Linked DNA regions of Homo sapiens: region 1 is linked to region 2. A link is a loop called in an ENCODE intact Hi-C map of the cell type or tissue named here. Cell type or tissue: Calu3. All regions are shown on one strand. Each heading gives the region's core, and the rest is flanking DNA. Links, peaks and the distances in the headings are about the cores only.

The links. Peaks named below come from ENCODE experiments on the same cell type or tissue, not always from the same donor. Only the 100,000 strongest peaks of a DNase experiment are listed, where the experiment ranks them.
Region 1: it touches region 2 in a loop (4-fold over the local background); 6 of 110 quality-filtered maps call a loop at or near these places.

What each region holds. Positions count from the first base shown.
Region 1 is chr15:74,142,997-74,145,908 of GRCh38, forward strand. No RefSeq gene overlaps it. Among named protein-coding and RNA genes, the nearest start is that of ISLR2, 14 kb to the left of the region's middle. RefSeq lists an enhancer at 1,583-1,642. In Calu3, for the core only: a CTCF peak has its summit at 1,579 (motif pointing right); a DNase peak (open chromatin) is centred at 1,565.
Region 2 is chr15:74,199,084-74,201,995 of GRCh38, forward strand. All of the region lies in intron 2 of STRA6 (signaling receptor and transporter of retinol STRA6), which reads right to left. Among named protein-coding and RNA genes, the nearest start is that of STRA6, 2.2 kb to the right of the region's middle. RefSeq lists enhancers at 803-1,438, 1,439-2,072, 1,506-1,565. In Calu3, for the core only: no CTCF peak of the experiment used is centred there; DNase peaks (open chromatin) are centred at 1,498 and 1,918.

The DNA of each region.
Region 1 (2,912 bases), core at 200-2,699, 56 kb before region 2:
ATTTGTGTGTGTGTGTGTGTGAGTATGTGTGTGATGGAGTTTCACTCTTGTCGCCCAGGCTGGAGTGCAATGGCGTGACTTCGGCTCACTGCAACCTCCAGCTCCCTGGTTCAAGTGATTCTCCTGCCTCAGCCTCCTGAGTAGCTGGGATTACAGGCACCTGCCACCACACCCAGCTAATTTTTGTATGTTTAGTAGAGATGGGCTTTCGCCATGTTAGCCAGGCTGGTCTCAAACTCCTGACCTCAGGTGATCTGCCTGCCTCGGCCTACCAAAGTGCTGAGATTACAGGCATGAGCCACGGTGCCCAGCCCTTATTATACCTCAATTTTTAAAAATGGAAAAATAACCCTTGGAAATCAGGCACCAAAGTAATACGTGCTCCTTATTGAATAGCACTGTCCGATACTAGCCACTAGCCACATGTGGTTATTTACATTTTAATTTTAATTAAGGTGAAATAAATTTTAAAACTTGTTCCTCAATCCCACTAGCCACATTTTAAGTACTAGGCACATTGCTAACAGCAATTGTTTATTTGGACAGCAGAGCTATAGAAAATTTCCATCCTAATGGAAAGTTCTATTGCTAGTGTTGTTATAGGAAATTGAAAAATATAGAAGTGTATTAAAAAAACAATTTATTATTTATAATTCCCTCATCCAAAAAATAATGTATTAACATTTTATGTTAACTTCTAATTTCTTTCTAAAATAAATTTTATTAAATTACAAGAGTAACATATGAATGCATTCTTGTCCTAAGATAATTAAATATTGATAAACTGAAACTCTCTTTGACCATTGCCTGCAATCCTAGAGCTCTCCCCAGTGGTAACCACTCTTACTAGCGTACTATGTACCTTTTTATTTTTTTTGAGATGGAATTTCGCTCTCTCGCCCAGGCTGGAGTGCAATGGCGCTATCTTGGCCCACTGCAATCTCTGCCTCCTGGGTTCAAGCAATCCTCCTGCCTCAGCCTCCTGAGTAGCTGGGATTACAGGCATGTGCCACCAAGCCCAGCTAATTTTTTTGTATTTTTAGTAGAGACGGATTTTCTCCATGTTGATCAGCTGGTCTCGAACTCCCAACCTCAGATGATGCGCTCGCCTCGGCCTCCCAAAGTGCTGGGGTTACAGATGTGAGCCACCACGCCCTGCCTGGTACCATGTATCTTTTCAGACCATTTTCGCAGGTACTTATAAACATGATGTCTGTGTATGGAAATACACAGCAGAGCCATTAACATCACCCTGACTCAAGGAGCTTCCACCTGGTTCAGTTCAGTCTCCCGAAGTGCACAGGAAGGGTGTTATCCCCATCATCCACATCCCACCCAGTGTCTAGGGCTCTCTTCCTATTCATCTCGAGCTGCTGTGGTCCTGGGATATTGTGAGAGGGGACGTCACATGGGGCAAGTCAGATGGTCACTAGGTACAGTCACACTGCAGAACTGGCAATGCCACTCCTGTTGGGTGTTCCTAGGGCAAGGTGTAACTGTAAATCCAGGGGAGCCATCACTCCACACTGTCTGTATGAAGAGCTAGCCTGTGGTGCAGCTCTCTAGCCTGAAGGTGGTGCTTCCTAAGGTAGAGTCTAGGAGGTCTGCAGGCATGACTCAGCTCCCTCTGGGTCCTCTCGCAGAGGTCCTTTGCTGCTTTCATGAATGCCACACTGGAGCATGGAACCCTTTTGTGAAGCTGCCCCAGATCCCCTTGGTACCAACATCATCATTTTCTCTCTGGTATAAGGCACAGGCTCCGTCTGACTCAGACCAATGCACCTCTCAGTGTTTACCTTTTGAGTTCAATTCTGAATTCACGAATTTTTAAACTTTCTTCATTTTAATGTATGCATTTACAGCTATTAATGTCCTCCTAAGTACTGTTTTAACAGTATTCCCCAAGTTTTAATAGGTAGTGTTTACATTGCCATTTAGTTTTAAATATTTTATTTCTGTGAGATTTGTTCCTTGACTCATGAATTATTTAGACATGGGCTGTTACATTTTCAAATGTATGTGTTTTTTTTTCTGACACTTTTGTTTTTGATACCACTTGCATTACCTCGTTGTCAGAATACAGACTGGGTGATGCTGATTATTTGGTAATTATTAAAACTTGCTTGGAGGAATAGGATGTAGTCAATTTTTTGCAAATGTTTATATAAGTTTGAAAAGAATATTTATTCTTGAATTATTGGGTTATGATTTTTATATTTTAATTAGATCAGGCTTGTTAATATTATTGATTACATATTCTCTATTTCCTCACTTAATTTTTTGTTTGCTTGTTTTATTAATTTCTGAGAGAGGCATGTTAAAAATCTCTTATGATTTTAGACTTGTCAATTATTTCTTGTAATTCTGCTCATATTGCATTGTATATTTTTGAGGCCATGTCATAAGGTGTATACCTTTTTGGTTAAATTTTTGTTGAAGTCTAACACACGTTCAGGAAAGTACTTTCATAAAGAGAAAATACCTCTTATGACCAGTACCCATATCAAGAAAAGAAAATTACCAGCACTCCTGCAGCATCTTCATGCTCCCTCGGAGTCACTCCTCCATCCCCACTCTCCTGACTTCTAATATCATAGATTAGTTTTGCCTGTATTGAAACCTCATATATTCCAGGAGTCTTCAAAATGTACACGAAAAATGCATATTATGAAAAAACTAACCATGATTTCAAAATGTTTTCACTAACTTGTACTAACTTGTTATAACATGTCTGAACAGGATCTAGTTTGAGGCTCTAAGAAGGATAAGATATGAGTTTGAAAAGAACCTCCATTACAGCAACATGAGTTCTGCTAAAATCAAAGCAAGAATGAAAATCAAATTTATGGTGAAGCTTGGGTGGAAGAATTATGAAATCATTGATACCTTAGGAAAAGCTTATGGAGACAATG
Region 2 (2,912 bases), core at 235-2,734:
CTGGTGGGCGAGGGCCTGAGATGGAGCCTGGGCTGCCGCCAGTCCCTGCCTGCACAGAGGGCTTAGCCGCCCACCAAAACGCCCTCCACTGTATGAAGAGAGGCATCAAGGCTGCATTATCCAGGGGAGTGCAGAGCCCTGGGATGCTCTGCTGGGTCAGCTCGGTCTGTCCTGCTCGCTTTCTCTCAGGAAATCCCAGCGGGTGAGCGGTGGGAAAGAAACCAGTCACTTGGTGGAGAGGCAGAGTAAGTCAGCTCTGGGCAGCTTCTTGGCCAGGAGACCAGCCTCTTCCCAAAGTAGAACTGGGATCGTGAGTAGCAGCCACACTGACTCCAGTGTCAGCTCCCCACCTCCAGCTCCAAGGCCTCTCACTCTGGTGCGTAGGGCAGCCCTCCCTCTCAGCCGGCATCTCCCCGCATGACTAGGTCCCGCTCCACCTTTACACCTGGGCCCGGCAGGGACTTGGAAAACTGTCCCTGGAGTAGTTTGACCATTTTCCTATGGACCTTACCCCAAACCACCCCTACCCCCAGAAATGCCCTCCAGGGCCCTGCCTGGGGGAGCCTCTGGCCCTTTCTGTATCACCTGAGGTCCCCATCTGACCTCTCAGCTCAGTGTGAGGGGTCAGATGGGGATCTCAGGTGGCATAGAAATGAGCAAATATTTGGCTAGTGGCTTGTGGCCCCACTTTTTGTGCCATGGGACAGGCAGGATGGCACAGACATAAAGACCTTGGAGAGGGTGGTGAGCTTGATCCTGGGACAGGCACAGCAGGTGCTGAAGGATGCAGAGGAGGGAGAACTTTGGGCAAAAGGAGGTGGTATCTGATTGGAGTTTAAAAAATGGTTAGTGGCTGGGAGCAGTGGCTCACGCCTATAATCCCAGCACTTTGGGAGACTGAGGCAGGCAGATCAACCAAGGTCAAGAGTTTGAGACCAGCCTGGCCAACATGATGAAACCCTGTCTCCACTAAAAATACAAAAAAAATTAGCTGGGCGTGGTGGCACGCACCTGTAATCCCAGCTACTCGGGAGGCTGAGGCAGGAGAATCACTTGAACTGGGGAAGCGGAGGTTGCAGTGAGCCAAGATCGCACCACTGCACTCCAACCCGGGCAACAAGAGCGAGACTCCATCTCAAAAAATAAATAAATAAAAGTTGGTTAGCATCTCTTTAGGCAAAGAAGGGGAGAGGCAGCTCCAGGTGGAGGGAAGTGCATGAGGAAGCAGAGAGGCAGGCGACAGGCAGCGTGGCTGGGGCTGGGCAGGCCTTCCAGTTTGATTGCAGCCCAGAGGTCAGGTGAGATGAGGTTACAGCAAGCATGGGAGGCCCCAGGAAGCCACTGAGGGTGTTTGAGCCATTGAATGTTCTGGATTTTAGGACATTTCTGTGGCTGACTCCACTGCCATCAGTGTTCATCCACCCCAACTCCAGCCTGAGAGTGCTGGGGCACTGGGCACTCCGGAGTTCTTCAAAGCTCTGATGCAACATGTCCCCAGGGTGTCTGACTCACACAGACAGAGGTGAACCCAAGTTCATTTCCTTGGGATTCCCCTGAGCTCCCAATTTTCTGCTCCCACTTTGAGGGCAGGGGGATGGCAGGCAGCTCAATTGGTTTGGCTAAGTAAGTAGATTCAAACAAATCTCTTTATTCTTATGGATGTCATGCCCTGCAGTGGGAGAAAGAAGCTGAATCTTCTAGATGTCACCCACATGAGGGACTGGACTCCCCATCACCCAGTGCCTGACATACACACAACTTTATTCTGAGACAACAGCTATAGACCACAGCTACATTTACAGGCACCTGGCCCCCAGCCAGTGCCCAGGCCCTGAGGCTCCCAAGGACACAGCTTCAGATTAGAGCCTTCACCTAGGTCAGAAACCATCCTCATGGGTTCCTGGGCCTGTCCTCATTCTGGTCTCTCGCAGGCCACACATACACAGCAGGATATGTGGAGCCCACAGGCTCTCGGTCAGTCAGGCAAGATGAGTGGGGAGCACGCCCTTGCTGACTGCAGGCTATTTTCCAGGTGGTCAGAACCCTGAGTCCTCCAAACAACAGCTCCTTCCCCGAGGCCTGGGTGGAGCCTCTGTCCCTGCTGGATGACCCAAGCCCAGCCAGGCCGCAGCCCCAGCCCCTGGGGAGGCACGCAAGGATTTTTCCTTCTCAAGTTTCAGGTTTTGATGGAGAACAGATGTGCACACATCTGGCTCGGCAACCCCCAGCCTCACCTTTCTACTTCTCCAAACCGTCAGACAGAGCAGGGAGATAAGGGATGGGGCCAGGCCTGGGAACAACAGGGGAGAACTGGCTCTGGGTCCTACACAGGCAAGACATCCTGGCAGGAGGTGGGGGACACAGAAGGGGCCCAGCTCCTCCACCAGGGTGCCCAGACTAAACCCCGGTAGAATGGACCCAGGCAAAGCAGCTGTGGCTGGGTTCTCAGGCCACCCTGGGGCGGGCTGCCTTCCTGCTCCCACCCTCACCTGGGCTGGCCTGAGCACTTCTGCTAAAGGGAATAGGCTCTCCTCATCCTCTGAGACCATCCAAAGACAACAAGGGTGCTTGTTTCCTCAGTGACTTCTCACCAGGCTTTCTCCCTTTGGTTCTCTGCCTTCCCCGAATCCCCCAGCCTGCCCAGAGAACTTGACACTTGGAAACACCACACCCAAATGCTCACCACAGAGACCAATAACCCCTTGAAGGGAGGTCTGCTTGCCTCAACTGCTCTCAGCAGCTTCTCCATCCTGGCTATGGGCCAGAATCACCCAGGGAGCCATCCCTGCAGATCTGAATCATCTGTATTTTTAACACGTCACACATCATACCTAAGGTGACCAGCCTTAGGTGTCTTAACAGCAGGGTGAGGGATGTTGTTCTCATGTAACAGAGGCAGAGACTGAATGAAC